6 separate regions of the Mus musculus genome follow, and all the other regions are linked to region 6. A link is a loop called in an ENCODE intact Hi-C map of the cell type or tissue named here. Cell type or tissue: heart. All regions are shown on one strand. Region 1 holds the start of Spg7 (SPG7, paraplegin matrix AAA peptidase subunit). Region 2 overlaps Dpep1 (dipeptidase 1). Region 3 holds the start of Chmp1a (charged multivesicular body protein 1A). Region 4 holds the start of Rpl13 (ribosomal protein L13). Region 5 holds the start of Ankrd11 (ankyrin repeat domain 11). Region 6 overlaps Ankrd11 (ankyrin repeat domain 11).

Region 1 (5,000 bases), 160 kb before region 6:
AACCCTGACTCAAAAACAAACAATCAGAAGCAAAACTGCCTTCCTCCCGCTAGAAGTCAACACTGAAGTTCTGGCAGGAGAGGTGTATTATGTGTCCGATTTACATCAGTCACAGAGCAGGGGAAGAAATTCAAATGAAACTCAGCAGGTGAGCCCACTGCCAACACAGGCTGTTCCCTTCAAGTTAGGGTCGAGGCATTCCACTGTTCCTCATTCCAACTGGGCAACAAACCCGAATGTCCTTTGAGCTAAAGCAGAGGGTCTGTAGAATTTTAATCCCAGCATTGGGGGGCAGAGGCAAGACCTGAGTTTGAGGACAGCCTGGTCTACAGAGTTCCAGAACAGCCAGGGCTACACAGAGAAACCCTGTCTCCTAATAATTAAATAACTTGTTTGTTTTAAAAAGCAATCCAGAAAGAACAACAGCAACAACAATGGAACTTAATGTTTTATTTATTTTTTAAGATAAAGTGATTTTCATATGTGGGTGTTTTGCACGTACGGCTGTATACTGTGTGTGCAGCACTCGTGAAGGCCAGAAAAAGGGGTTGGATCCTCTGGAGTAGGCATTACAGATGGTTGTGAGCTGCCATATGGGTTCTGGGAACCAAACCTGGTTCCTCTGGAAAAGTAGCTCTTAACTGCTGAGCCATCTCACTAGGCCACACCACTTAGATTTTGTAAATGAGGGCTAATAACATGGTTCAAGATGCAGAGGGACTTTCTGCCAAGCTTCATGACCTCAATTTAATTCCTAGAACCCACAGGGAGTATCCCTGCACTCTGTGTGCTCACGCTCTCTCTCTCTTTCTGTCTGTCTGTCTCTCTCTCTCTCTGTCTCTCTCTCTGTGTCTCTGTCTGTCTCTGTCTCTGTGTCTCTCTCTGACACACACACACACACACACACACACACACACACACACACGGGGTGGGGGGCGGGGAAACAAAATAAAACACTTAAAGTGAGCAAAGAGAAGTCTAGGCCTGGTAGCACATACCTGTAATCCCAGCACCTGGAGGGTGAGAACAGGAGGATTCTAAGTTCAAGGCCAGGCTGGACTGCAAATTAATGCCTTGTTTCAAGAAAACAAAACCAAACAAACCAGTCTGCAACCCCCAGGTGAGGAGTGGGGTCTCACGTGCTCCCATTGGGAAGGGACAGGCAGGATGATCAAGGAGTGCTCACAGCCCCTAGCTATACATTTCACTTCAGATTATCCATAACAGGGCTAACATAGCTCACAGCACAAAGAACCAAAGGTTACAATGAAAATATAGCTTAGTTGTTAGAGTACTTGCTTACCATGCCCAAAGTCCTGAGTTCAATCCCTAGCTTCACATAACACTGGACAGAGTGGTACATACCTGTAACCTCAGGACTGAAGAGGGTCACAAGTTCAGGTGTTTTGTTTTTTAAAAGAATCAAAGGTACTCTTAGTGGCTGGGTGTTCCTAGTCTTCTGGTCAGTGTCTAACTAGTGACGTTCTCCTATGTCACTTGTCACCTGCCAAGGAGCCTCCACTCTTAGACTAGAGTGCATGCACACAGCCTGAGATGGTGGATGCTGCTGCACACACAGCATGGCCTTCTGCTCCTAGGCTACTCTACTGAACATCACAGCGAGCCCTGCTCACTGCAGCAAGTGCTGTGCTCTCAGACAACATAAAACCTTTTGTTTTTTTGGGTGGGGGGTGGGGGTGAGCAGGGGGCCAGCAGGGTTTCACTAGCTAGTTCTGCCTGACCTCCAACTGGCAGCCCCTGTTTTAGTGCTGAGATTACAGGCATGTAAGACCTGGTTTGTTTGGTTTTGTCCTCTTCCACTATGCTCTTATAGGACTACAGTAAAACCTGTGTCCCTCAGTAATGGACCATGCAATGCATACACACCTGAAAGCGGCCACAGTCTGACTGCATTTGGAACTATATGCTGTTTCAGTAACAATCCGCTAATACCTTCAAAGCTAGGGGTCAGTATTCGCAATAGCAAACTCTGTAAAAAGAGAAAAAGACCGAGGTAACACTAAGACCATATACCACAACAACACAGGCCTAATCAAAGTCCTTGCCTAGCATGCAGAAAGCTATGGATTTGATCCCCAGTACCTCCTTAAAACTGGGTACAGTGGCGCATGCATGTAATCCCAGCACTTGGGAGGGGATGCAGGAGCATCAAAAGTTCAAAGTCATCTTCAACTGTGTATTGAGAATCTCTCCCTCCTCGGTTTCCATCCTAGAACTGCCTCCCAAGAAGGGGAGGGGCCAAGGGAAAGTGTCAATCAACTCCATCAATGAATTTCACTGGACTCAGCCACAAAACAAAACAAAAAAACCGAAGAAACAAAAGTCAATTAACTTTCACCCACAGCCCAGTTTGAGTCTCCAATTCACAATCTTCCTGGCCTCGTCCTACCAGCAAATACTGAAATTGCAAGTGTGCACCACCTATGTGGGCAAAAGGATCGGGAGTCCAAGGGCTGCTCCGAGTACACATGAACGCCTGCCTCCAGACCAGAAAGAAGAGGACGGAAAGGCACGGGTGACCAGGACTCAGTTTGAAGCCGCCAGGGACAGTGATACAGGGCGTCTCTCTCACACACGCCAGGGAGAGACGAACCACCCGAGGCAGATGCTGCCTCCCGTCCCGGGGAGCCCACAGCAGCCATCCTCCTGCGGAAGAGCGAGGTGCAGGCGCACTTCCGGTCGGCGCGGACCGACCCGCCACACCCGCCGCCGCCGGGCTCCGAGCGGGTTACCTGAGGCGCGTGGCCTCCAGCCGCAGCCGGGCCAACCGGAGTCCCGCGGGCCGCGTACGGCCGCCTGGCCCCAGCCCCGGACGAGAGGCCTGGGCCCCTGCCTGAGAGCAGGCCCCACAGCCGTCGGGGCCGGGGCTCCGGGCCGGGGCGGAGCCCGCGAAGCAGCAGCAAGGCGGCCGCCATGGTGCCGAAAGCGGCGCCTGCGCAGTGCGGCTCCGGCCGCCCTAACGGTCAGGTTTTTGAGGGCGGCCTCCCTTTGCGCTTGCGCGGGGTTGAAGGTCGCGCGCTCCTGGCGACGCCTGCGCGGTCCGAACCGTCTGGTATCCGCAAGGTTAGCTGCGAAACCTCGAGAGTCAGCAGGGTGCGCAGCGCGAAAGCTAGCAGCCCGCAGCCTGCGGGTTCACGTAGAGACAGGCTACGGTTACCCGGTATTTTTCTCTCTTGTGTTTTATTAACAGTCCAAGTTGCGGTTTCCAGTACTTGGCAAGTGGATACACGATTCGCTTTTCACGTTATCTCTTTCTTTGGGGTGCGATTTGGTGGTTCCTGTTGGCCACTTCCGTCCTTCCTGTACGTATTTATTTTGTTGTTTCTCTGTGTGGTGCTAGCTGTCCTCTCGCTGTAGACCAGACTGACCTCGAACTCGGAGATCCACCTGCCTCTTGGTTTTGGTTATTTGTTTTTTTAAATACAGTATCGCTGTGCAACAGTCTGGCTTCAAACTCAAGCTCCGTCTCCTGTGTGCCGGCCTGACAAGAATGAACCAGTTTTTCTGAACATCAGAGATCCGGGGGATGCCCCTGGCTGGCTACAGAATCAACTTAGAGCCAGTGGTGTGTGAGACCACAGGGCAGCAGCTACATACAGAGTAGGAAAACGGTGCCCTCAATCTTAGAGAGGGAGGGAGGGGGGCTCCTAAAGTCGGAACTGGAGGGGCTGGAGAGATGGCTCAGCTGTTAAGAGCACTGGCTGCTCTTCCAGAGGATCCAGGTTCAATTCCCAGCACCCACATGGCAGCTCATGACCATCTGTAACTCCAGTTCCAGGGGATTCGACAACCTCCCACAGACATACATGCAAGCAAAACACCAGTGCACATTAAATAAAACATTTAAAGTGGTGATTGGACCCGTGTCCTCTGGAAGAGCAGACAGTGCTCTTAACCACTGAGCCATCTTTCCAGACCCCTCCCCCCCTTATAGCCATTAGTGGTCTACTACCCATTTCTCCAACTCCCTTAGCATCAGGCAACCACTAGCATTCTTTGTTCCTGTGGACTGTGTTTATGACCAAATTAAGAGCCCCCTTAATTATACTCACTGCCCCTGAGGAGCACCCGTCATCCCGAGCTTCATACCATTTGGCTTTGACAGTTCATTTGTGCAGAGACAGAAGGGAGAGCTTGCTGTCCCACCCATGGACAGCTGCAATCCCAGGCCTGGGCAGGGCCACTGAAGCTCTGAGTCCTGCTAGTCCATGCCAGGCTGGTGCCTGGTAGTCTAACTGCAGAAAGCCCCCAAAGCAGTCTCGGTGCCTTTCCTTCCACTCCATGTCTTTCTGTACTCTCCAAGTCCCTTAACACTAAATAATTCAAACAATAAGCCTTCTCGGTGCTGACTGGTGCCTGGCTTCATGTCAAGCAAACTCTCTGAAGTAAATAAATAAATAAAAATTATCTTACTATGTAGTCCTAGCCAGTCTCAAACTCACAAGAGATCTCCCTGCCCCTGCCCCCTCAGGGCTGGATCAAAGGCATGCACACACCGTGCCACGCAGAAGTGAAAGTTTAAATCATTTAATTGTATGGGCTGAGTGTTTTACCTGCTTATATGTAAGTGTATATGTGCCAGCCTGGTGCCCTCAGAGGTCTGAACGTGACATTGAATGCCCTGGAACTGGAATTTTAGGTGATTGTGAACCCCCGGGTGGTGCTGGGGATCAATCTGGGTCCTCCAAAAAAGCAACACGCGTCCATCTCTCCCGCTCCGTAAATATTTTAGTTCATTTCTATACGTGTGGATGTTTTGCCTGCATGCAAGGCACCTAGTGTGTGCCTGGTGCTTAGGGAGGCTAGAAGAGGGCATCAGATCCCCTGGCACTGGAGTTACAGATGGTTGCGAGATGCCATGTGGGTGCTGGGAATTAAACCCAAGTCCTCTGGAAGAGCAGCTGGTGCTCTAAACCACTGAGCCATGTCTCTAGCATTTGAAGTAAAGAGTGTATTTTACAGATTTAGAAAAAAATAGA
Region 2 (5,000 bases), 280 kb before region 6:
CCCCCCCCCAAGATCTGGGTTTACAGGCATGGCCGCCACACCCTGCTGCTTTTTTTTTTTAATTAATTTATTTATTATATGTAAGTACACTGTAGCTATCTTCAGGCACTCCAAAAGAGGGCGTCAGATCTCGTTACAGTTGGGAAGAGCAGTCAGTGCTCTTAACCACTGAGCCATCTCTCCAGTCCCCACCCTGCTGCTTTCACTACAGTTTTTAAATCGGTATCCTTCCTCAACCCCTTCAATTAGACATAACAATTATTTCTTTGTTACTCCTTTGGTAGCGCTTTCTCTCCTTGTTTAGCAGCCTTATGTAATTCCCTCCCAGAATCCTTAGTGCCTAAATCATGTTCCACAACATCCCCTTAGGAGCAGCACCCGCTGGGTTCATCTGTTCTCTCTTCTTCTTCTTCTTCTTTTTTTTTTCGAGACAGGGTTTCTCTGTGTAGCCCTGGCTGTCCTGGAACTCACTCTGTAGACCAAGCTGGCCTCAAACTCAGAAATCCACCTGCCTCTGCCTCCCAAGTGCTGGGATTAAAGGTGTGCACTACCACACACACCCGGCCTGTTCTCTCTTCTTATCATTTCTCTTGGGATATTTATTTTGCTTGTTTGCAATTTTGCATTTTTTTTTTTTGTACAGGATTTCTCAGTGTAATCTTGGAACTTTATTTCGTGGACCAGGCTGGCCTTGAACTCGGGGGCTCTGCCTCCTGGGTGCTTGGGATCAAAGGTATGCACCACCACTGCCCAGCTTGGCCTTGAACTCTTACTCATGCGATCCAAGTACCAGGATTGTATAAGCACACCACCACGCCCAGCTCGGATTGTTGAAAACTGCTTTTCAAATGTCTCCGGTCATCTCTGTGCTGGTTGGAAAGCCCTAAAGGAGCTGGGGATTGGCGCTCAGTATTGCAGCCTTTGCCTAGACTGCATCAAGCTAGAGCTCCACTCCTGCTTCAGATGTGGAAAGCACAAAAGCAGAATAGTGTAGTCTCCCCTCCCCTAGCCTGAAACCTGCTTGCTCAGGGGTGGAGCTTCCTGCTCATTCGTTCTGCCACGCCCACTGCTGGAACCTGCGGAGCCACACACGTGCACCTTTCTACTGGACCAGAGATTATTCGGCGGGAATCGGGTCCCCTCCCCCTTCCTTCATAACTAGTGTCGCAACAATAAAATTTGAGCCTTGATCAGAGTAACTGTCTTGGCTACATTCTTTTCTCTCGCCACCTAGCCCCTCTTCTCTTCCAGGTTTCCAAAATGCCTTTCCAGGCTAGAACCCAGGTTGTGGTCTGCTGGCCGGACACAACAGAATAGTGTGCCTTGGAGCTCCCGGTTCGAATCCCGCTTCATCAACTGTAGGTAGGTCGATCTGGGATTTTATGAGCTGCTCACATTTCTCAAAATTGAGAAGTCCTTGTGTCGCCTTCTTTTCTTAAGTAGAAAAAGCCAACCTTCCTAATGCTGGGACCCTTTAAATACAGTTCTTCATGGTGTGGTGACTCCCAACCATAAAACTATTTTCATTGCTACTTCCTAACTGTAGTTTTGCTGCTGTGATGAATCGTATTGTACATACCTGGTGTGCAGGATATCTGATACGTGACCCCCGTGAAAGGGTCGTTTGACCCACATGCTGGGAACCACTGAGTCAGAGGACTCAGAACTGAGCCTTTGGGAGAGGGCGAGACACTGACTTGCTCATACATAGAACTTCTATAATCCTGCACTTGGGAGGCTGAGGTCGGACAGTGGCACATTTGAGGCTAGCCTAGGCTGCAGAGTAAAACCTTTGTCTTTAAAAGCTGTGTCTTAGTCGGGCATGGTGGCACACGCCTTTAATCCCAGCACTCGGGAGACAGAGGCAGGTGGATTTCTGAGTTTGAGGCCAGCTTGGTCTACAGAGTGAGTTCCAGGACAGCCAGGGCTACACAGAGAAACCCTGACTCGAAAAACCAAAAAAAAAAAAAGCAGTGTCTTCCCGTTTGTTCTGAACTTTTGATTGGCCCAGGTCCTCCCACTGGGTGGCGCTCCCACACTCTCCCGGTCTTTCAGGCTCCTCACACCACAGCCTCCTCCCTCCCAAGCGCTCTCATCTGGCTTCGCCTCCTCCAGGATCCCTAGCTGCCAGCTTGGAGCCTACGGCTTCCACTTATTATCTGTGCTTTAACTGTTCCTCCGTTTTGGCTTAGCCTCGTACTTGATTAGGACAGGTCTTCACAACAGCCTCTGGCAGTGGGTGTGCAGGGACCACATTTCTGAGCTTTTGCAAGCCTGCATTATGTCTATTCAGCTTTCAGACCAGGTCAACGGTTTGCTGGATGTGCAGTTCTGGGTTGTAAACCATTTCCCCATGAGCTTGAAGGCTCCAAAGTCTGTCTCACTTGAGCTGTTGATAGGAACGTCGTCGTCGGGTCAGCCGCATATAAATAATAATAAAATCATAATATTTTGTTACCCCAGTCCTTTGCAGACGGCATGTTTTTTTCTTTTCTGGGGAGTGGTAGCCTCCTCCTGATATCAGTTCTGTGATTTCTCAGTGAATTACATGTTTGTCATTGAGTTCTTTTTGTTGTTGTTGTTGTTTTTGTTTTTGTTTTTTTGAGGCAGGGTTTCTCTGTGTAGCCCAGCTGGCCTCGAACTCAGAAATCCGCCTGCCTCTCTGCCTCTAAGTGCTGGGATTAAAGGCATGTGCCACCACTGCCTGGAGAGGGCTTTTTGTTTGTTTGTTTGTTTGTTTTCCCATTTCTAAAGGCAGGGTCTCCTGCATCCTCCAATTTACTAGCTGAGTGTAACCCTGAACTTGTGATCTTCTGGCCTCCTACTGCCTGGTGTGGGGCACACCTAATTATATGTGGAAGATAGACTAGAGCCCTGGCGCCTCGTGAACGCTAGAGAAGACTCTGCCAGTTCAGGTACATCTCTAGCTCCCTGTCTTATGGACACTTTCATACATACATATGTGACGCTTTGTTCTCGTGTGCCCCCTCTGCCCGTCCCCGCCCTCTTCACTTATCTTGCGGGTGTGTCTATGTGTAGGTGGAAGTGTGCTTGTTTGTAAGTGGGCTAGCCCACACGGCTACTTTGTCTTTGGAATGTGTGGGATTGGACTCTGGCTTTGTGCACGCTAAGCTAGAGGACCGCCTTTGATAGTGCTTCTCGGGAACAGGGTTTGGGAGACAGGATCTCTCTTTGGGAACCGGGATTTACGGATTTGGCTAGGTTGGCTGGCCCAAGAGCTCCGGGGATCTGCCTGTCTCTGTCTCTCCCATACAGCTTTTTTTTTTTTTTTAAGATTTATTTATTTATTATATGTAAGTACACTGTAGCTCTCTTCAGACACTCCAGAAGAGGGCATCAGATCTCATTACAGATGGTTGTGAGCCACCATGTGGTTGCTGGGATTTGAACTCAGGAAGAGCAGTCAGCACTCTTAACCATTGAGCGATCACACCAGCCCCCCCCCGCCCCAGCTTTTTTACATGAGCATCAGGGAACAAACTCATGTACTCAATTCATGCCTCTGTGGCAAGTATTTTACCTCTGAACTATCTCGCCACACCCTACTTTTCATTTTGAGGGGTGCCTAGGCTGGCCTTGAACTTTCAATCCTCCTACCTAGGCTCACACCCCATGCCCTGCCTCATTTCAGGTGTGCGTGTATGTGTGTGTGCGTTTCGTGTGTGTGTGTGTGTGTGTGTGTGTATGTGTGTCCATGCGTTTATGTGTCTGCATGCATTTGTGTGTGTATGTGTGTGTGTGCATGCATGCATTTGTGTGTGTGTTTTCTTTTTCTATGTCCCTGGGTGACTTCCTCTCTTTGTCTTCATGTTGTATCTCAGAAATTATATATTCAGCTTCCCAAGACTGGCTTCTTGTTCTCCCCTTGGCACTCAGCTTTGCTTGCGAAAGCCACTTCCCTCTGCAGCGACACTATTTTCTTTTGTTCCCTTTGGTTCGCTGAATGGACTCCAGCCTCTGTTTTCCCATTTCCGGACTTTCCACGGCACTGACAGTGTCCCTTGACCAGCAATCCCCGTTGCTCCTCTACCTGATGTTTAAGAGTAGAGAGGCAGCAGCTGAGTGGGTGGGGCAGGGCGGGGCAGGGCTGTGTGGGACTGGAAATTGCACTGACAGGCAACAAGAGCTTGCCCCAACATCGAGGTTCTCCAAGTGAACCAGGAGCACTGTTGAGAAAAGCTATCCTGGTTCTGGAAGACTTCTGCCTCGGGGTGGGGTGGGGTGTCTCTCAGTGGCTTCCTCCTGCCTTGACTAGGGTATAGTTCTCTCTGACTCCCTCTGTCTCTCTCTCTCTCTCTGTCTCTCTCGAATCTCATCCAGGGCATTTCAGAATCCCACTGTCAACCAACGCCAACCCCAGCTGTCTGTGACATCTCTGCTGGGTTAGGGAGCCTCCCTACAAACTCTTTGCAAACACTCTCCACAGGGCTCCCTTTGGAGTGCACCTGATACCGTGTGATGTTGGCATGGCCCCACTGAGGGACCAGTTAACAGCCTAGGTGCATAGACAGCCCCAGGTCAGAAGCCAGGTGGCTGGCTTCATTGGGCCAGCCAGCTTTTCTTTTTACATTTTTATTTGATGTGTGTGTGTGTGTGTGTGTGTGTGTGTGTGTTTCAGACACTGCTTTCTGCCTGCCTTGGTGATTGCTTCTCAAGAGATCCATACCCAACACTGGCCTCAAGTATCGCTTTCAAACTAACAGTTGGCCTTGAACCACATCCCTTTATTCTATGTATAGGATGGTGTTACTCACTAGAAAAACACGCTTACTTGCCAAAAGCAGAAAGAACACAGTAAAAATAAACACATGCTACCTAAACAGTGTTCTTCAACTCCAACCAGAGTCAGAGAGGATGCCATGGAGCAATCAGTAAACCATATTCCAAACCCCTAAAAAATGTGCTACATTGAGCAGGGTGCCTCAATGGGCCTGCAGTTACCAAGTCCTGACACAGAAGACCCGGGAATAAATCGCTAA
Region 3 (5,000 bases), 310 kb before region 6:
GCATGTGCTACCATGTCTGCTTTATGGGGCGCTGGTGAAGGAACCCACACCTTTGTGCTTCTTGTATGGTAGACACTCTCCCTAGGGCTTTGAAAACACAGGGTCTCACAATGTTGCCCAAGTTGGGCTCACATGATCCTCCTGCCTCAGTCTCCTGAGTAGCTGGCACTATAACTCCATGCCTAGCCTGTGCGGTTTTAGAATCCTTTCCAAATGAACGTGGGCCCAGCACCTGGGGAGTTGCAGTAAAGGGACTGTGAGTTCAAGGCCTTCCTAGAAAGGAGGTCATAACATACACGGACATTTACACCTGGCTTCCTCAGACCTCATGCTCTGAGGCTCCCTCCAGGGTCGCATGTGTCAGTGGCTTTGTTCCTGTGACTGCTGAGCCTGCTCCATCATCTTTTCTTGACACCAGACTCACTTGGTTTTCTCTTCATGTCCACCTGCATTTCCTCCAGATGTTGACGCTGTATGACAGGTGTCACCGGTGGCCTTCAAATGGGGAGTTCCTCGCTGGCAAAGGCCTTGTCTACCCTGATGCCTTACAAACTTGTAGAGCTGGAGCCATCTTAGAGAGGCTGGGCAGATGAAGCCTATCTCAGAAAGGCTTCCTTGCCAATAGCAAGCAAGGCCCCACATCTCTTAAGGGTCAGCATGGTCTGTGTGCCTGTGAGGCTGCAGCCTTCCAGATCCCTTGGCACTGTGAAGGAAGACATTCCTGAGGTTGAAAGCGACACAATGGAGCACAGAGTCCTCGATGCCGATGCCAGGCATGGTGGTGGTGGTCGCCATCTCTGACCCATCTTTGGTGAGACATCAAACCACAGGGTGACAAAATCTTGTTTAGTTGGCTTTTCTGTCATCAGCTAAAAGCGCCCTGATCGACAGATATCACATCACAAGCCTCCCTAGGTCTGCAGCCTCTGTGTAGCCTTCTAGCCTCAGATGAGGGGCCCCTAAGCTTCAAGGTCAGACCTCAGAAATCCAGTCCCAGCACCTGGATTTCAAACTGCCTCCCCAAGACCCATGGGTGCCTCAACCTCTTTCTCAAATGAGAGGAGGGTCTGTGCTTTCTACCTCCAATCCTTCTCAACTGTCCTCGGCTACTGCGCCTCTGGCTTCCACCAGATTCCGGCAGTGAGCCTGGGGTAGGTCCTCCTAGGGCTCTGTTTTTCATACAGGCCTCCATTCTGGAACCAGAAAGACAAAGCATCCAATTCCTAATGCCTTCCTTGTTTTAAACCTGCAACAGTTCTATTTCTGACAATGGGGGGGGGGGGGGTGTCACAGTGTCGGAAGGCTCTGTACGTTTCCTTCTGTGTGGCCATACCAAGCTACTATAAAAGGTAGAAACAGGCCAAACGTCTGCCTCGGGGAAAAGTGGAATTCGCAGCAGTTTCTGGTGTCTGCCAAATGCTGGGTGTGAAAAGAAACACTTTTGTCCCACTCACGGTCCTTTCTACCTTGAGACGCCCTCCCATCTTTGTGGCCAGGCTGAGGGACACCAAGCCCTCTCCGCTCAGGAGTCAGTCACACAGCAGCCTGGCCAATCACCCGAGGAGAATTCTGCTCCAAGCTGTAACATGTTGAAGGGATCACTGTGGGACCAGAGAGCACCCTACTAACCCTCTTTGGGGAACACTTTATGGATCGCTCAAGTTTCGTCTCAATTTCTTTTTTCCTTCTGAAACAGGGTCTCCAGATATACAAGATGCCCTTGAAATCCCTGTTATAGCCTAGCCTAGAGCCAAGGGCAGTGCTCTCGCTCACCTTCCCTGCACCGAGAACCCTGTAATATTTACCTCCCGGGTCATCATCCTTAGAAAGAGGTCCCATCCCTGCTGCCTTGCCGCGGCCGGTCTCCTCTGGATCTCCCTACCTTCAGACGAAGACGACGGCCTTGAGTGCTTGGATGTCGCGAACAACAGGCTTTCGGCAGGCTGCGACTCCTTGTCAGACTGCTTGGCCTCCTTCTCCATTACTTTCTCCTTAGACTTTGTAACTAAAGTGGTAGTGCTCTTCTCCTCCTCTGAAACACACGGACGGACAAGCCGTTAGACCTACAGCCCGCGGACGCCCGCACGGAGGGCGGGCCTCGCCGCCAGGCGGCGCCCTTTACCTTTCTTCTCTCTGGGTTTGCTTTTCGACTGGCCCATAGGTGACCCCGCCGCTCCAGCCGGGCGGCCTCGGGGCCGGTTAACCCGACCGACTCACAAAACCCACACTAGGCTCCGGGAGCTCATTACCATGGCAACCGCGTGCCGCGCGAGCCGTGCCTGAGCCCCGCCCAGGCCCCGCCCAAGCCCCGCCCCGGAGCTATCTTCTCGCGACAGCCGGCCGCGCGACCGGAAGCGGTGGCGACCCCGGAAGCCCTCGCGGAGACAGCGGGTCCGTAACATCGCGTCCCCTGCGCCGCCCCGAGGGCTGTGCTAGCCCGACCGGCCATGGACGGTAAGGGGCTGTCATCCACTTCGGGGTCGGAGCGGGAGTCTGCGGACGTCTCGCCTCAGCCCCATAACCCAGCCGGACCCGCCCCGGGCTTCAGCCCCAGACTCTATCCCCCCGGGCCTGGGACCCATAGTCTATACCCTGTATTCGGACCGGGACCCGCCCCCAGCTCACTGGGCTCGAGACCTCCGACTAGGACCTGCCCTGGGGCCTGCAGCCCGTGTAGCCACCAGGACCCGACCCGGTGCCTGAACCCTGACATCCTAGCTGAAACCCTCTCCTGGGCCTCGATCGCACAACCCAGCAGAAGCCAGCTCCCGATTCTTGATTCCAGACCCCCAGCCAGCTCTTACCCCTGGGTCTTGTTTCTTTACCAGATCTCCCCAGGCCTGCACCCCACGCCCGGGATCCAAACCCTGAATCTTGTCCAAATGATCCTACACCCGACCCCCGATCCAGGCCACTTCCACTAGCCACTCTCCCTGTTTGTTTTGTTTCTGTTTGGGGACAACGGAGTGTGGTCAGAAGGCACCAGAAAAGTACCCAGAGAAATAGTAATTAAGATACAAAGGAGTTCAAGTGCCAAACAGTAGGATTTTGGGTTCCCTCCTAGTAGGAGGGCCCGGTTAACCTTAGGTTAACAGGTTGGAAGGGAACCACCCGTAGCAGTATGAGTCACGAGTCACTTCGACCTGCCGTGGCTCCAACCTCTAGACTCCCAAGGAACTCATAATAGGTTTTATGGGCTAGTATCATAGAGTTTTTGTTTGTATGAGACTGCTTCTCTATGTAGCCTTGGCTGGCCTAGAACTTACTGTATACACCAAGCTGCCCTTGAACTCAGAGATCTGCCTACTTCTGCCTCCCCACTGCTGGGATTAAAGGTCTGTGCCACCGCCTAGGGCTGTAATGGAGGTTTTGTTTTGTTTTTAAACTGCTTTCTGAAATGTAGAAAGCTAAAGTACTGTGTCATTGTTGTAGAAGACGTAAGAATCCTAGACTGAGCCAGGCGTGGTAGCGTACGCCTTTAATCCAGCCTGGTCTACAAAGTGAGTTCCAGGATAGCCAGGGCTATACAGAGAAACCCTGTCTCGAAAAACAAAACAAAAACAAACAAGCAAAAAAGAATCCTAGACTGTCCCTTGGGAAGAAGATGGACCCTTGTCTGACATTACAGTTCACTCTGCAGCTCACAACAGGGTTCTCCCGATTTTCAGAGTCCAGTCCCTCTAGAGTCTACATGAAAGTACGGGCTAAAATGGGGGCGATTTGGCCAGTGTCCTAAAACTAGTGAAATGGCTGGACCATACCTAGGTGACACTGTTCCTCCAGTCACTGTGTCATGGTCAGCCTACCCTGAGTGGTGAGAGATGCACAGAGGTGATTGCAGCCCGGCAGGTCTCTGCCAGGCCCTGTCTGCATCCACAGACCCTCAGTGCCCTGAGTCTGGACTGCTAGGGTAAGGCTTTAGAAATTAAGTATGACAGCACTCTGCAGATTCAGGAACGGAGCCAGTTACCGATGCGGTGTGCGGTGGTTCCAACTGTAATGCCAGCCCTCAGGAGGTAGGCAGAAGGGTCAAGAGGTCAAAGTGTCCCCAGCCTCGGCTACTTAGTGAGTCTGAGTGGGAATCCTGTCTCAAAACAGCAAACATAAGAAATTGAATTTGCCTGTCCCAAGTTTTTGTTTCTTTTTTGTTTTTGTTTTTGTTTTTCAAGACAGGGTTTCTCTGTGTAGCCCTGGCTGTCCTGGAACTCACTCTGTAGACCAGGCTGGCCTGAAACGCAGAAATCTGCCTGCCTCTGCCTCCCTAGTGCTGGGATTTAAGGCGTGTGCCATCACCGCCTGTCCCGTTCCAAGTTTTTGAATGAGTAGCTAGTTTGGTTGTTCCTATTTTGGCTTAGTACAGGTGGGAATAGTGTGTGCTGGAGCCTGGTGCTGTGGCTTAGAAATGCCAGCTGTCATGGAGTAGCCTCTTCGGTGACCTCAGGCTTACCCCCACACTAATTCCATCTATTTGCCTTTGGGAAGATAAAGGAAAGGCTATGCAAAACCAACCATGAAGTATTAAGGGTTAAGTTTGGTACTGAAGATAAAGAACGCCACGTGTTTTGTAAAGTTGAATAAATTGTAAGCCACCATCTCCACTCTGACCATGGCCAAAAGCTGCATACGTCACACTGTCTGTCCTTAAAGTAGCCCTTTGAGATTGTCCTATGTTCCTGACAAAGTTAGTGAGGATCCCTGTTGGTTTGGAGGCCTGTGTCTAACATGGCTCTATCTTCCGACTGCACTGTAGGACAGACAGACTTCCAGTCTGGTGTGAGCCAGCCCCTGGCATCTGCAAGGATCCCACTGAGTCCGCTACCTTGTCAGATGCGTTGCTTGTTACGTCTCTTTAAGTTCTCTAAACTGTGTCCTCTGTCTTTGCAGATACCCTGTTCCAGTTGAAGGTTTGTACAAAATCACCCTTCCCCAGTCCTGTCCTGGGACCCAGCAAATGACGATGAGAGTCACAGCGGCAACCAGTGATGCTTGGAACTCAGACC
Region 4 (5,000 bases), 190 kb before region 6:
GTACGCTCTAACCTCCCACTGCTGCACTCATGTCAACTCTGCAGAGCTGGATCCAAGAACACAGACTCTATCTACACTGAGCCGGACCTCTGCCGCCCCGCAGGACTTACAGAACTGTCTCCCTTCTTCGGAGCAGAAGGCTTCCTGGGGAACAGGATGAGCTTGGAGCGGTACTCCTTCAGGCGCTGCACGTTGGCCTGCAGTGACTCCGTGGACTTGTTTCGCCTCCTCGGGTCCACAGAGATGCCGATGGTGCGAGCCACTTTCTTGTGGATGCCAGCCACCTGTTCAGAAACAGAAACTGGTCACCCACCTCGCAGTCACCCCACCCCAAGCCGGCCCTGCCGAGAAAACTCGGTGTCATCAGATGGAAAAGGGTTCAAAAGTACTTTCATCAAGTCAGTACAGCGATTCCGGAGAATGTCATCATTCCACCGAGCCCGAGGGACCTGCCAAGGGACCTCGCCCTGCCGCACTCACCCTGAGCTCCTCCAGGCTGAAGCCCCTGCCAGCCCGGACCTTGGTGTGGTATCTCACTGTAGGGCACCTCACGATGGGCCTGATGGGGCCGGACGCGGGGCGAGGGGCGATGCGACGCGCTTTCGCCTGCCGGGCCTTGCGCCTGCAGGAAAAGCACAGCCGTCACCTCCTGCCCCACGCGCGTCCCCGCCCTGGAGCCCACGCGAGCCACGCGCGATCTATACCTGCGGATCTTGCGCGCCGGCTGGTTGAACCAAGTGTCCACTCGCTGCTGCCAATCCTTGTGGAAGTGGGGCTTCAGTATCATGCCATTCCGGCTGGGCGCCATGGCTGCCTAAGGCCGCGAGGGAGAGGAGGGCGGCGAGTCAAGGCCAGGGTCCCCAACCCCGTCCCGGGTCCTCCCGCCCCTGCCCTGGCTCCGTGCTGTCGGCGCCCGGGCTCCTCCATGGCTGTCCGTGCGGCCTCTCTTCGCCGATGACAGCGGATGGAGGGCGATGGAGCCCGATGGACCACGATGGGACCGGCGGCGGCAGAGACTCACCTCCTATACAGGAGAACGGCCGAGCGGAAAGGACCGGGCACCGCAAAGCACCCTGGGCTTGTAGGGAGTCCGGCCAATCTCAAACGCCAATCAAAATCAGGCGAAAGGGAAGTGACGTCACGCGAACCCGCCCGCCGGCGGACCATCGCCTTTCTAGCCGTCGGGTTGGTTATTCTCGCTGGTTCCTAACTTCGCAGTGTGGGTATCTCCGGCGTGCTCAGGGGCGCACCTATGAATTAAACCCCTAAAACTCTTTCTCCCTCCTAGATCCAGTGTTTTTTCCCCGTCCACCCAGGAAAATTTATTATAGATTTGCCTGGAATTTATGTTTCCCCAGAACTGAAGCACGCACCCCCATTCCAGACTTCCCCCCCCACTTTAAGATTTTTATTTATTTTTACTTTATTTGTATGAGTGTCTCCCTGGTTTCATGGCTGTGCGTCGGATCCCCTACTACCGGAGTTCCTGGGTGCTGAGAATTGAACTTCTGAAACAGCAAGCAGCCAGTGATCGTAACTACTGAGTCATTTCTCCAGCCCCAAACTCCCCCATTTACTTAGATAACTCCTTTAGCCCTGACTTAACTCCTCGGGGGGAAATCAGGTGTGACGAAATACAATACTGAATTCCTACCCACAGTAGCAGCGACAACAAAACAGCCAAGGCATACACTGGTCCTACACCTGTATGCCTATAACCTTTTTTCACTCCTCATTCCCAATTACCAGGTTTCTTCCTGATCAAAATTCCACTACAGAAGCTGTAGAAATGGCTCAGTAATTAAGAGGGCTATAAATTTAAAAATCCACATTATACCCGGGCCAGATATCACAGGACCATAATCATAATTCATCTAGAAAATGAGACAGGACAATAGCAATTTCAATGCTTTTTGAGCAACTTAAACCCTCTTTTCTTTTTTTTCTTCTCCTTTTTTTTTAAGATTTATTTTATTTATGTAAGTACACTGTAGCTGTCTTCAGACACACCAGAAGAGGGCATCAGACTCCATTACCGATGGTTGTGAGCCACCATGTAGTTGCTGGGAGTTGAACTCAGGACCTTTGGAAGAGCAGTCCGTGCTCTTAACCGCTGAACCATCTCTCCAGCCCAACCCTCTTTTCAAAATTAAAAAGGAAGGGCTGGCAAGACAGCTTAGAGGGTTGAAGGTACTTGCTGCCATTTTATTCCTGGGACCCACATGGTAGAAGAGAACCAAGCTCTACATGCTGAGCTCATCCATGATATATATATATTTTCTCTGTCTCTCTCTCACACACACACACACAAACACACACACACACATACCACACACGCGTGCGCGCGCGAAAATAATGTCATAATGAAGCAGGCTGAGGATGTAATTCTTGCCTATTGGATGAGAGGCTAAATTCAATCCTCAGTAGGGGGGAGCCATTTTTTTTGAGTGTGGGTGAAAAGGCCAGAAATTGATGTTGAACCATCTTCCCAGCCCAGAGAAAATGTCTGTGGAAGGAATGCCCAGATTCAAGGTGCACTTCTTTGAAACAGTGTTTTCTCAGACCTCTTTTGACATTCCCAAGTATCTGTCTCTTTCTACTCTCAAAGATGACATCCATGTCCACCACCAGCTTTTCGTTCAGGATGGACACGCTGCACCGGCACCTGAGTTCCAGCTCAAGCTGCAGTGCTGCGTGACATTGGTGGGCGTTAGAGCTCTGAAACTGCAACACTGCTTAGAATCAAATTAGGGGAGGGAAGGGAGGTTGTGATCTGAATTGTTCTCTGTTGCACAGGGTGGACACAGAAGGGAACAGTTATGCAAAGATGAGGCTAAGGCGGTTGTTCCTGCTCTAGCTTGAGCGCCAGTTCCTGGTCTCCTGGGCAGAGAACTCTGCAAACACCATTCCACCGGAAAGCTTCCTGGTGCCTGAGGCCGTGCTGTGCACGGGCTTGCATTCCTTTGCATGACTAGACTTAGCAGCTTATGGCTGTGGCCTGCTCTTCATTTTCCGGCAAGCTGCTCCAGGAACCCCTCCCTTCCCTGTGGGTACTTACTGAATTCTGGGTGTTTGGGAGTGTCAGAAAACTCTTGCCTAATCCCTCACCACATCTTTTCTTTTTTTTTTTTTTTTTTTTTTGGTTTTTCGAGACAAGGTTTCTCTGTGTAGCCCTGGCGGTCCTGGCTCACTCTGTAGACCAGACTGGCCTGGAACTCAGAGATCCACCTGCCTCTGCCAGTAATAAACTTTCTTCCATTCATAATCTGGAACTCTTTTAGTCACATAACCTTGATTTTTTGATTTTTAAAGATTATTAACTTAGGGCTGGAGAAATGGCTCAGTGGTTAAAAGCACTGACTGCTCTTCCAGAGGTCTCGGGTTCAATTCCCAGCAACCACATGGTGGCTCACAACCATTTGTAATGGGATCTGATGCCTTTTTCTGGTGTGTCTGAAGACAGCGACAGTGTATGCACACACATTAAAGAAATCTTTTTTGTTTTTTAAAAAAGGATTACTAACTTACTATTTATGTGTGTGAGCCTGCAGGAGTTGTGTGTGCCGAGCTCAGAGGCCAGAAGAGCACTGGATCCCTCACTAAGTGCTCCTTTTTTTTTTTCTTTTTTGTTTTTTCGAGACAGGGTTTCTCTGTGTAGCCCTGGCTGTCCTGGAACCCACTCTGTAGACCAGGCTGGCTTTGAACTCAGAAATCTGCCTGCCTCTGCCTCCAGAGTGCTGGGATTAAAGGTGTGTGCCACCACTGCCTGGCTCTTCACCACTAAGCCACACCTTTTATCAAGTGGCACAGTGTTTCTGGATTTGGTGGTACACACAGCCCAGCACCCAGAAGAGAGAAAGAAGAGGATCACTGCAAGCTTCATGACAGCCAGAGCTCCATAACCAGGACCTGACCATCAAAAAAAAACAAAACAAAAACAAAAAGTAGGGCTAAGAAGACAGTTCAGTGTTTAAGAGCATTTACTTGTTCTTGCAAAGGGCCTGCGTTTGATGACCAACACCAACAAGGTGGTCACAGCCATAGCTGAAGTTCTAGGGGATCCAGTGTTCTCGTCTGACCTCTAAGCATTTGCATAGTCTACCAAGCATATACATGTGATATATATACATACCAAGCATATACGTGTGGTATATATATATACACGCATGAAGGCCAAACATTTATACACAATACTAAAAAAAAAAAATCTGTCAAGCGGTGGTGGCGCACACCTTTAATCCCAGCACTTGGGAGGCAGAGGCAGGCAGATTTTTGAGTTGAGGCCAGCCTGGTCTACAAAGTGAGTTCCAGGACAGCCAGGGCTATACAGAGAAACCCTGTCTTGAAAAACCAAAAAAAAAAAAAAAAAAAAAGAGTTCTTGAAACATTAAATAGTGCTCACAAACATTAAAATTAAACCTAATACTGCTGCTTGACATCTTTTGTTTACTAAGGCTTTGAAATTAAAGTTTTTAAAATAAAAATCTATAAAAAGAAAAATTATATGCATACAAAAGGTAGGCAGATTGGACTGTTTCAATGGTGAACAGTTTTTACATTTATTTATTATTAGTCTTTTATTTATCTTAGAAATAGCATCTCATTATATAGTTCTGATTGGTGTGGAACTCTGTAGGTCAACTAAGTAGGGCGCAAAACTCATCAAGATCTGCCTGCTTCTGCCTCCCAAGTGCTGGGCTTAAAGGCTTGTGCCACCAGCCTGGCCTGCTTATCTTGTGTGTGTGGATCTGGGCATGTGTGTGTCTCGGCATGGTCTGGTCAGAGGACAACTATAGCAGCCCAGTGACTGAACTCAGGTTACTTGGTCTGCAGCATTATCTTGCCTGCTCAAGACCCTGCTTTAGAGAAATTAAAACCTAATTACATGCTAATCTTTGGTTAAAAACTAGAACTCAAACTCAGAATGTTCTTACAAACCCCTTCACACACACACACACACACACACACACACACACACACACACACACCCCGCCCCCCGC
Region 5 (5,000 bases), 140 kb before region 6:
GCAATCGCCATTATAAGATGGTGCTGGCCTCCGCTGTGCCTAACTAGTAAACAAGCCTTGTACACAGGTGGTGCGAGAGTGAACTCACTCCCAGTCACTCCCATTATCGGGGCATAATAGTGGGGTGATGGGCGAGCAACGAATGAGGAGCTGTCACGCCATATCAGGTGCTGAAACGTCACGCTGTGGGCTATAAAAGCGGCGCCATTTTCCCGGTTCGGGGTCTTCCTGAAGAAGTAAGCAATAAAGCTTTTGCCGTGGAAGATTCCAGTTTGTTGCGTCTTTCTTGCCGGTCAAGTGGGACGCAATACCTCCCAAGCAAAGGTGTGCGCCACCATGCCCGGCTCTAGCCCACTTTTTTAAAAAAACAAACAAAAAAATCTCTGGGCTGGGACAATGGCACAGCAGCAGGTAAAACATGAGTATTTTTAAAAAAGATTTATTAATGTATATGAGTACACTGTAGCTGTCCTCAGACACACCGGAACAGGGCATCAGAACTCACCAGAGATGGTTGTGAGCCACCATGTGGTTGCTGGGAACTGAACTCAGGACTTCTGGAAGAGCAGCTAGCGCTCGAGCCATCTCTCCAGCCCTGGAGTCTATGATCCTTGAAACATTAAAGTTCGAAGGAGAGAACTAACTCCACAAAGAGGTCCTCTGCCTTCCCACACAATATACACACAGTACACTCCAGCAGACAGCTTTTCTTTATGTAGGCGCTCATGTATTTTACAGGTTTCACATCCTCTTCGTCCCATGTTGATGAAATTGACACCATCTGTTGTTCCTGTTTACCCAGGAAAATAACCAAAAGTTGAAGTGTCCATGGTTACAAGGACAGCTACTCATCACAAAGCTGGAATTTTGAACAGGGGCAGGGCAGTTTTTATCATACCATGTCCTCTAAACTCTGTATTTGCTTCAAATAGGGAAGAAAGGTCACCTCTAAGGTCCCATCACTCCGGGATGTGCAATCCCATGATTTCATAATCTGTGCTCTGTAAAGACTTTGTTTATACAGACAAACAAAACAAAACACCCAAACCCTCTACAGAACTATTTCCAGGAAGGCCAGGGCTCCACAGAGAAAACTTGTCTCAAACAAACAAACAAAACCCCAAAAGTCAAAAACAAAACAAAACAAAGAAGTATAAATATTGATTTTAGTCACTTAGCTTTTCTGGTTCACAAATACACAGATGCTCTTTAAATAGGACAAGGCTGGAAGTTTGACTACTTAAAACTTTTTTTTTGTAGATTTTTTTCTGTGCAGAAGCGTATTTTTTTTCTGTGTATATGTATGTGTACTAGTGCATGTTTGGGGAGCCCCTAGACAATGTTAGATCTTCTAGAACAGGAGTTACAGATGCCGGGAATCGAACCCAGATCCTCTGGAAGAGCAGCCAGTGAGTGCTTTTGACCGACAGGTCATCTCCCCAGGTCCCATTTACTTTAAAAGATTTATATGTAGTCTATATGTGTGAGTACTCTACTCGGGTGTGAGTTCCTGAAAAGTCAGAAGATGTCAAGTCCTCTGAAGGTGGCTGTGAAGCTGTCTGAGGTGGGTGCCGAGAAGGGCAGCACGTGCTCTTAGCCGCCGAGCCATCTCTCCAGCCCTGGTTACTTGTTATTTTATATTTTATTATATTATGAAATTGGCTTTCACTGTGTAGCCCTAGCTGGCCCGGAACTCAGAGATCCAGCCTGCCTCTGCCTAAGTACCGGGATAAAAAGCCTATACCAACATATCAGACTCGTCACAATTACTTTATGCATTTTTCTGAGACAAAGGTTTCATGGAACTCAAATCTTGAACTCGAAATGTTCACAACAATGTACTCTGAGCTCCGGATACGCCTGTCTCGGTCACTACAGCGCTGGGATTCGAATTTTTAGCTCGTTTGCAAACCAAATCACTACTAACGCAAACCATCATTAAACTTTTTCCGCGTTCTGTAAATTCAAACAATCAGGCACATGACGATGCGACTTTGCTGCCTAGCTCTGAGGTTCGTCAACCTTTTTTTTTGTTGTTGTTGTTGTTTCATGAACCATCGCGGTGAAGTTCTGGAGCCGGGGAAGGGAGGCGGCTGAAGCGCGCGCGGTGTCTAAGGAAACCTCCGGGCAGAGTCTGGAGCTCACCACATCCCGGTTGCTAACGTGGCTCACGGGACTCGGAGCGAAGCGCAGTCCAGGAACACCTCCAGGAAAGAGCCGGATCGCGGGTGGGGGCCGAGGCCGCCTTTCTCCTTCGCGGCCATCATCCCGGCTGCCTTTGCTCCTGCAAGAGCCTCCTGCCGGCTAGAGACACACATTCTCGAAGCTCACACAGGCTCACAGGCGACACACGACCTCGCGTCCGCAGCGCAAGGCCAGCCGGTACAAGCCGGCTCCCACCTTCTGGCTCCTTCGACAACAACCTTGTTTCCAGACCGCGGCCTCATCACTTCCGGCACCGAGTAGGGCCAATCGTCGTGTCCCGTGGCAGGGAGGTCAGCCAATCCAGCGGCTTTCTCCGCCTGGGTCTCCTACGCACGGATGCCAATCATTCCCGGACGTCTCCCTAGCGCCGCCCCGTGCCTGTTACGGAAGCCGTCGGGCCGTCTGAGCCCTTTCACCCCGGCATCGCATTTCCTCTCCGACGTGACGTAAGCGGCCCCTGCCGCTCTGCGGGGCGGGCCAATGGCGGTGGCGGATACGGCGAGCCAATGGGCGGGAGGCTCTCATGCGGCCGGCGCCCGCCGCAGCCACCGCTGGGTCCTGGAGCCAGAGGCCGCCCGCGACAGAGCGCGATGGACCGAGGGCCCCAGCCGGGGAGGCGCCGCGGCGGAGTCCGCGGCCAGACGCCCCCGCAGTAGCGTCCGCGCGAGCGCCGCGGCCCCGCGTGAGCTCCTGCACGCCGAGGGCGGGCTTGCATCCCGCCGGCCCCGCACTCGCCGCAGCCTCCAGCCCGCGCGCCGACGCCGCCTTCCCGCCCGGGCCGCGCGGCCCGGGAAACGCGGCCGCGGGCTGCATGGGCAGCGCCCGCGCCCCGCCGCCGTTCCGCCGCGGAGCCGCGTCGCCCTCGGAGCCGGGTGAGAGGCGCCGGGGACCTGGGGGGTGGTGGTCGGGGAGGGCGTCGGGCGTTCCTGCGGCCTTGCGGCCTGCAGGCCTCCTCCGCTGCCCGCCGCCGCGGGTGCCCCGGGGCGGGCCGTGCGCCGCGAGAGGCCGGTCGGTGGGCCGCGGGGGTCCTGCGAGCGACCATGAGGGGCCGAGGGCGGGCTCCGAGGCCGGCCTCGGGGCGTCCCGGGGGTCGGGCGGCCGAGAGAGGCTAAGGAAGGGCTCCGGGGTGGGCTGTGGCGGCCGTGAGGACCGAGGGCGGGCCTTGAGCGAGGGTCGATGGTGCGTTAGTGGGTCCCGGGACGCTGTGAGGACGACGGCGGGCTCCCGGGAGTCCCTGGGGTCCTCAGTGGCGCGGGGCGCCGACCTCTGACCCTCGGGAGGGGCTCCGTCGCCGGGCTGGTGGTAGTTGTTATTCCCAGCGTCCCTATTATTATCGTGTTTTGAAATGGGAGCAGGCGGCCCTCGGGCTGCGAGCCGAGCCGGAGGGGGCGGGCGAGCCGGGGACCTGGAGCTGCGGGGTGCGGAGGCGCGCAGGCCCGAGTGGGGGCAGGAATGCGGGGCGGCGGGGGGCGTCTGGGGGAGGGGAAGGCGGGACTCGGGGGGGAGAGTGGGAGGAAAGCGGTGTAGGCGACGGCTGCAGGAGCAGCCTTTGGCCTCAAGGAACAATGTGAGACGTTGCCTGAAATGTTAATTTCCGTTCCTCATTTCATCATCCCCTGGCAAGGCGGTAGCTGCGAGAGTGTGTGTGCGTGTGTGTGTGTGTGTGTGTGCGTGTGTGTGTGTGCGCGCGCGCGCCCGTGTGTGTGTGTACGTGTGTGCAGGGTTGGCCCTGCCACATGGATCTAGCCCCTTCACAGACGGATGTGCGGTTCAGTTCCTATGTATGTGGCTTGGTGTGGAGTCTCATTTTTTTTCTCAAGGCCTTGTCTTTACCTGGTGCTCCTGTAGGTTTTTCTGTTTTTGTTATGTTTCTGGAAAGCTCGTCTGGGGTTTGGAAGACTGGTGAAGGTTAAGCTGGTTCACAGGAAGGCTGTATGCTCCGAAATCTAGTTACATGTGTATAGTTCTCATGTTTCACAGTGGTTTCTGCAGTCGTGAGAAGTTTTACACCCACTTGAGAAAACTGGGCAGTTTTACAAATTTTCCGGTAGAAAAATTTGGTTTTTGTACCTATTTGGTGAGTTTTCTGTGGTCCTTTGAACACTTTCCATTCAACACGTTCTTCCATTCAACTACTGAATAGAAGTGCACATTTGTACGTAAAATTTTACTTAGGCTGTTGGGTTGCCTATGAGGGATAAGGAGACTTAACTCAGCAAAGACTGTAGGTGATAATGGGTTGTGGAGAAAGCTATGGAAACAGTTACTGTGTTTTGCTGTGTGCAGTCCTAGTCAGTGGTATAATTTGGGTAGTTCCATGGTAGAGTCTCGGAGAATGGTACTTGTTGCCCTGAGACCTTTATTTCTTTTTGGAGCACTAGCTGCTCTGAAGACTAGAGTTCTGTCTGTGTCTTTTGAAATGATTGCACAAATACTCCAATGTCACTTTGCAGCTATACCTAAAACAAAAATGCCTTGCTTAACTTTGATTGTGACCCTTGGATTGGATCTCCATATAGCTGGTGTTTCCTCCCCCACACTCCATTCAGCTGTTGTTCTCCTTTCTGTAGTTTCACGCTTAAGAGCAGGATCTCCCGTGATAGGCTGGCCATCCTGAATGGAATGGGATGGGAGGGAACAAAGGCCAAGTTGCTATGACATTTTTCTCTTCTTTGTGCTTGCCTCGTGCATTCCTTGAAAAGCAACCCAAAAGATACCGCTAAATTTGACCTTAGCTTGATTCTTTTAGGAGTGTTTCTTTTTCTTGTCTTCCCTTTGTCCTCCTGTGGTAAACA
Region 6 (5,000 bases):
GTTATGTTGTGGAGTTTGATTCTGACTTGTAGGGAGAGTTCAGTGCTCCTCATCAACAGTGCCGTCCTCGTGGTGGGAGGCTAAGGCAGAGAGCAACCCTAGCTAAAGGAGGAGCAGTCACAGTCAAGCCTTTTAGTCCTAGAAGCATATATGTCCTAGAACAGGAGGGGCTGTTGATCGCCCCAGTAAAATGTTTGCTTTCTTTGGCACATGAAGCCAAAGTCGTGACTTGAGGATTTAACCCGGAAACAATAACTGAAAGCATTGCTCTCTCTCTCTTGTAGGATAAAGATAAAGTTTCTCTAACCAAGACTCCCAAGCTGGACCGCAGTGATGGCGGGAAGGAGGTGAGAGAACGAGCCACCAAGCGGAAGCTGCCCTTCACCGTGGGGGCCAATGGAGAGCAGAAGGACTCGGACACAGGTACCAGACTGGGTTTAACACTGTATCCCTGGAGGAGTCTTGCCATAGCTATTGCACCAGTCTGTACAGTGCAGCCCAGAGTAATAACAGTAAGGGCAAGAGACAGCAGGCCTCTAGGTGATGGCTCCCCACAGCTCCCAAGGCACATGGATTTGTGGCAGAACCCAGGGAGAACCTGAAATCGAGGCAGCTGGTGTAGTCTTCCTAAGAATGGATAGGTCTAAGAATGCAGAACAGGAGCATATACGGGTTGGGGTTAGCACCTTTCATTGTGTACGTTCCCAGTCGGATTCTGTCTTGCTCAAGGAGAACCCTGGGGTCTGCTACTGGCTTGCATATCCTTCTGAATTTGATGATGCAGGCAGGACTCCACTCTACTGGTCTTTTCTCCTCCCCCCTTTTTTAAGGCCTCTGGGGCAGTAGAACACAAATGGCAGAGGAAGCCTGGGGTGAAGCATTGGGTTTCATGTCTGTCATCTCCTAGCACTGAGGACGTTGAGATGAGGCTGCTGATGTCTCGGGGTGGGAGGTTTATAAAGGCTTGCATGGATGTCGCACCCTCTGTCACAGATACTTGTAAGGAAAAGCAGAAGTATGTGGGTACTTATGGTAGACATGTGGATAGCAGGCTTCCCTACACCTCTGTTCTGCCGTAGTGCTGGAGTGGAGGGATGACAGCCCCGTGAGCTCATCAGGACATAACCAGAAGACCACATCAAACCTGAATGTCTGTGTGTGTCTGTGCGCGCGCGTGTGTTTTAACATTGTTTGTAGGGATTCATAAGGCAAGTGGCGGTCCTTGCATTGCTCAGGAGAGTGCTCTGACTCCTGTTGTGGTTGTGGAGGGAAGTCTGTCCATCTGTGGAGGCCTCTGTGAGGCTCTGCACCACTGCACTCTAGATTGTCCTTCAGCCTTCGCTGTTGGTGTGCTGTCAAACTGTTCATGTTCACACCTGACCTGAGGCAGGCACAGGCTCAGCTTTGGCAGGTAGCGTTTTCAGGAAGACTGAACTGTAGACCTAGCTAGAGATGGGTGACTGGCCAGCGCTGTGTCTACTGTCCTATCCGTGGCTGACTTCTTTATAACGTTTGTGAGTCGGGTCTCGCAGCTCCAGTGAAGACTGGATCCACTCCTTTCCTACTCCTTCCTTCGTTGGAAATGGAACCCGAAGCCTATGTGCAAACTCGCTACTGTTGGTGTTGTTTAAGACGTCCAGCCTTAGGCATCTCTATACTTGGAGATGGGGTTTGTCAGTTTTCTCAGGCTGGTTTCCACCTCTGGATCCTTTTGCATTCATCTCCTAAGTACTGGAAGTATTGGTTTGTCTTCATCCATTGGGTTCTGCGCGCGCTCGCGCACACACAAACACACACACACTTTATAATCTTTCTCTTCTATACATTGGTGAGCTGGATGCCTCAGGAAGTACTGGGTATTATTCTCCTACCCAGAGATGCAGTGCTGGCTTACAAACGGGGTATGATGGAGTGGATGGCATCTTGTCTGCAGGGGCTTCTGCAGTGGCACCCACCACCTCATTCAGGATGGAGAATACTCAGAATGGGTGCGCAAAGAATTGTGGGATTGATATTTTCCCCCTGTGTAATAAAGAGGTTTATTTTGGCTCAGAGTTCTGGAAGCTGGAAAAGTGCTGATATTTTTAACTCGATGAAATAGTGACCAAGATAGGATCTCTCTGGTCATCTTGATAGGGTTGTCAGACCTCCCTGGAGGTGTGTGACTCAGTCATACTAAGGCACCTCCTAGTTTTGAAAGGTTTTTACAGACAAATGCTTGCAGTGCCCTAGGCCAATAGCTTATCCTTTCCTGACCAGTGTTCCTCCAGCGCCCTCTGCTGATAATGTACAGTTTAGCACTCATCCTTGATGACAAATGCGGTCTACCCCAGTAACACAAGGGGTACCCTCCCACCCTCATTCCAGTCAGGGTTCCTAGTAGCAAATAGTGAGCGTCCTTTACTGTGCCCTCAAGTGGCAAGAAGCTGGCTGGCCTTAAATGACCAAACCGTACAAACTTTTCCTGTTTCCCAGACCCTGCTGCCAATGGCCCAGCCCACTGGAGGTGCGGCTTCCCCAGTGCTTAGTCAGGACTGAGGGCATCCTGCCAAGAACAGTACAGTTTTGTCTGTTGTGAGTCAGCCTGATGAAAAAGCTTGCCCTCCCAAGGCTGTCTATCAGTGTTGTGATGCTTATGCCGCAGCTAGATGCTGTAGGTGTTCAGATAGACCTCAAGATGGAACATGCCTGCGATCATGATGCCCAGGAGCTGTGGACAGGAGCATGTCCTGACCCCCTGTGACACTGGCGAGACTGGGACATAACAGACCTGGTTGTCTGAGCCGGTACCCTCATCTCAGACTGTAAGACCATCTCCACTCCCTCAGGGCCTCTTCCAGACCAGGTCTTTGGTGTTGACCACATACATCACCTGGTGAGGAAAGGCTCTTCCTCCCACTCTCGGTCTGGTCTCTGTAGAGTTCCCGAGGCCTGGTGTGACATCACAACCTTTTGATCCTGGAGCATGGGAAGCAAGTAGATTCTATGACCTGCAGGCCACCTAGGGCTACTTTAAAAAAAAAAAAAAAAAAAAAACCTTCGTTATGGAATTACGTGATTTGCTTAAAATTTGGTCTCTGTTGAAAATTTTTCCACTAATTTAAAAATCTATAAATTACCCTACCTACCTTTCTAGGGCTCACACAGAATCCACCTGCCCCATTGCGTATGAAGTCAAAACTGGCTTCCCAGTACAGTGCTTCCTTGGAAGAAGGGAGAGAATTAACTTTTTCCACCGCTGTGCCTTTGAGCCTCTTTTCGGGTCTGTACAGCGTTCGGTCGACTCATGAGTCTTAGACACCCACTGAAGCGTTCATTCCTCGGGGCTTGATCCCTCAGTTCTTCTGTGGGAGAGGAAAAACTGAGGGATTCTCTTGCCATTGGCTATATGGAACTCGGAATGCTTGGTGTAAGAGGCTGTGTGTGTGTACATGTGCACACACGCTAATGAGGCTTTTCTGTCCTCTTGCTCACTAGATGGTGTAACTCTGGGCTGCATATTGGCAGATGCTAGACCATGGCAAGTGAGAAAGCAGAGTGCATCTGTCTGCCAGGTCACTGACTCACAGGCTAGGGCTTGGCAGGGAAAGGGCGTGGCGTGGAGAACCTGCTGATTGCCCTAATAACCACAGTGTGACTGCTTGTGAACAACCAGAGCCAAATAAAATGCTTCATGGACTTGGTGGTTGGTCTGGTATATTTCTCAGCCATTTGCCCTTTCCATTTTTTTCTTCACAGAGAAGACTGTGGACTAGCAAAGAAAGTAATTTCAGTTTCAAATTGTGTATTTTCCATAATTCAGAGGCAGATGGTCTGGTGGGCAAACCAGAACAAAGTAATATATCTACTTGATACGAAGGCTCAGGACTGTTATTTAGCATTTATAGCAATGAGACATCAAAATTAGCCAATGTGAAAGGTGTTTGGGGTTAGAGCACAGCAGAGATCCTTAAGGAAGACAAGAGGAGGAGTGACAGACATGTGAGTATAGGAGCCAGGTAGTGTGCTCCCAGCTCCACACTGAGGGCCGTGAGCCCTTGCCTGTGCTACTTCTGCCTCATCTGTTAGGATCTTAGTATTAGGAGGGGCTTCTGCTCCCAGCTGCTGGTATCCAGGTCTCAGTGCATGCCTGGATTTGTATTTCTGTATTTTTCAATCTTTAGCATGCATTTAGCATAGTAAGGGGCAGCTTGTAGATCGTGCTGCCTGCCTGTTGTCTGGGTCGAGACGCTCACATCACTTGTGTTCTTCTGGACTCATGCGGTGCAGTGAGAACCAGTGTTCCCCTCAGTTAGAAATTGGGAAACGACCTGCAGAGGTCATAGAAGCCAAGTTATTGTTTTCTTGAGTCTGGCCTCACTGCCACGCTACAGGTGACTAGTCCATTTCTCAGAAGGAGGAACAAGGTCTAGAAGGCCACCGCGCATAGCTAAGAGGGTCACGCATCTCAGCACAGGCTTTCTTAATTATGGCTGCCCTAAAAATGAAACAAAAAGATACCACTAAGTCAGGAGTGCGGTTTGCAGTCACCACTGTTACTCAATGAGGTTGTGCTGCGTGTTGGGCTGCTGAGAACACTCTGTTGAACCCTCTACCTGCTGTGTTAGGATTGGGACTTGGTGACCAGAAATACTGTAGCTAAGTTACTCTAGATTCCACGACTTGCTCAGATATTTGATGGGGAGGTTGTTTTGGGATCTGTTACGGTGTTCACTGAACTTGTTCCTGGTAGGAATGATGGCAAACTGCTCTGGAGAGTTTCACTGGCACCTGCAAGGAATTTACTGCTGTTTAAAATACCACCATGAATCAAGACCACACCTGCTTCTGGATTCTGAAGGCCCATACTTGTAAAAAGTGGTCTTGTTGAAAAAACCTAGAATTAAAAGCCAAGAATAAGCCCACACTGCGACGTGGACACAAGTGCATTGTCTCAGTCAGGTGACAGGCCCTGGAGTCAGGCCTCAGACACTGCACAGTGCCTGTCTTTAGGACCCATT

Evidence for each region. Peaks named below come from ENCODE experiments on the same cell type or tissue, not always from the same donor. Only the 100,000 strongest peaks of a DNase experiment are listed, where the experiment ranks them.
Region 1: a loop joins it to region 6, with 6 times the contacts of the local background. A loop is called at or near these places in 20 of 42 quality-filtered maps.
Region 2: a loop joins it to region 6, with 2.1 times the contacts of the local background. A loop is called at or near these places in 9 of 42 quality-filtered maps.
Region 3: it touches region 6 in a loop (1.9-fold over the local background); 8 of 42 quality-filtered maps call a loop at or near these places.
Region 4: a loop joins it to region 6, with 5 times the contacts of the local background. A loop is called at or near these places in 14 of 42 quality-filtered maps.
Region 5: a loop joins it to region 6, with 6 times the contacts of the local background. A loop is called at or near these places in 23 of 42 quality-filtered maps.

The regions. Positions count from the first base shown.
Region 1 is chr8:123,063,463-123,068,462 of GRCm38, reverse strand. It overlaps Spg7 (SPG7, paraplegin matrix AAA peptidase subunit), which reads right to left and starts at 2,955. Exons shown (of 17, transcript NM_153176.5): 1 at 2,754-2,955; 2 at 1,888-1,990. The coding sequence starts at 2,936. In heart, a CTCF peak has its summit at 3,113; a DNase peak (open chromatin) is centred at 3,022; H3K4me3 peaks cover 2,717 bases; H3K27ac peaks cover 2,643 bases.
Region 2 is chr8:123,187,969-123,192,968 of GRCm38, reverse strand. All of the region lies in intron 1 of Dpep1 (dipeptidase 1), which reads right to left. Among named protein-coding and RNA genes, the nearest start is that of Dpep1, 4.2 kb to the right of the region's middle. In heart, a CTCF peak has its summit at 2,031 (motif pointing right); a DNase peak (open chromatin) is centred at 2,098; H3K4me3 peaks cover 307 bases; H3K27ac peaks cover 273 bases; H3K27me3 peaks cover 175 bases.
Region 3 is chr8:123,210,120-123,215,119 of GRCm38, reverse strand. It overlaps Chmp1a (charged multivesicular body protein 1A), which reads left to right and starts at 2,332. Exons shown (of 7, transcript NM_145606.3): 1 at 2,332-2,454; 2 at 4,885-4,904. The coding sequence starts at 2,448. Spata33 (spermatogenesis associated 33) reads right to left here and starts at 2,262. Exons shown (of 3, transcript NM_177279.4): 1 at 2,123-2,262; 2 at 1,883-2,032. The coding sequence starts at 2,159. In heart, CTCF peaks have their summits at 1,926 and 2,131 (motif pointing right); DNase peaks (open chromatin) are centred at 1,519 and 2,259; H3K4me3 peaks cover 2,435 bases; H3K27ac peaks cover 2,216 bases.
Region 4 is chr8:123,098,467-123,103,466 of GRCm38, reverse strand. Rpl13 (ribosomal protein L13) reads right to left here and starts at 1,117. Exons shown (of 6, transcript NM_016738.5): 1 at 1,022-1,117; 2 at 705-814; 3 at 481-622; 4 at 111-284. The coding sequence starts at 808. It overlaps Snord68 (small nucleolar RNA, C/D box 68), which reads right to left and starts at 409; the gene lies at 362-409. In heart, a CTCF peak has its summit at 2,015 (motif pointing right); a DNase peak (open chromatin) is centred at 1,096; H3K4me3 peaks cover 1,862 bases; H3K27ac peaks cover 2,195 bases.
Region 5 is chr8:123,040,026-123,045,025 of GRCm38, reverse strand. Ankrd11 (ankyrin repeat domain 11) reads left to right here and starts at 2,742. Exons shown (of 13, transcript NM_001081379.2): 1 at 2,742-3,077. It overlaps 2810013P06Rik (RIKEN cDNA 2810013P06 gene), which reads right to left and starts at 2,451. Exons shown (of 1, transcript NR_045268.1): 1 at 424-2,451. In heart, CTCF peaks have their summits at 2,581 and 3,764; DNase peaks (open chromatin) are centred at 2,495, 3,615 and 3,795; H3K4me3 peaks cover 3,928 bases; H3K27ac peaks cover 3,478 bases.
Region 6 is chr8:122,904,091-122,909,090 of GRCm38, reverse strand. Ankrd11 (ankyrin repeat domain 11) reads left to right here. Exons shown (of 13, transcript NM_001081379.2): 4 at 285-423. Gm39273 (a long non-coding RNA gene) reads right to left here. Exons shown (of 4, transcript XR_003947488.1): 2 at 3,129-5,000; 3 at 1-3,010. Among named protein-coding and RNA genes, the nearest start is that of Gm39272, 27 kb to the left of the region's middle. In heart, a CTCF peak has its summit at 2,292 (motif pointing left); DNase peaks (open chromatin) are centred at 486, 2,450 and 3,550.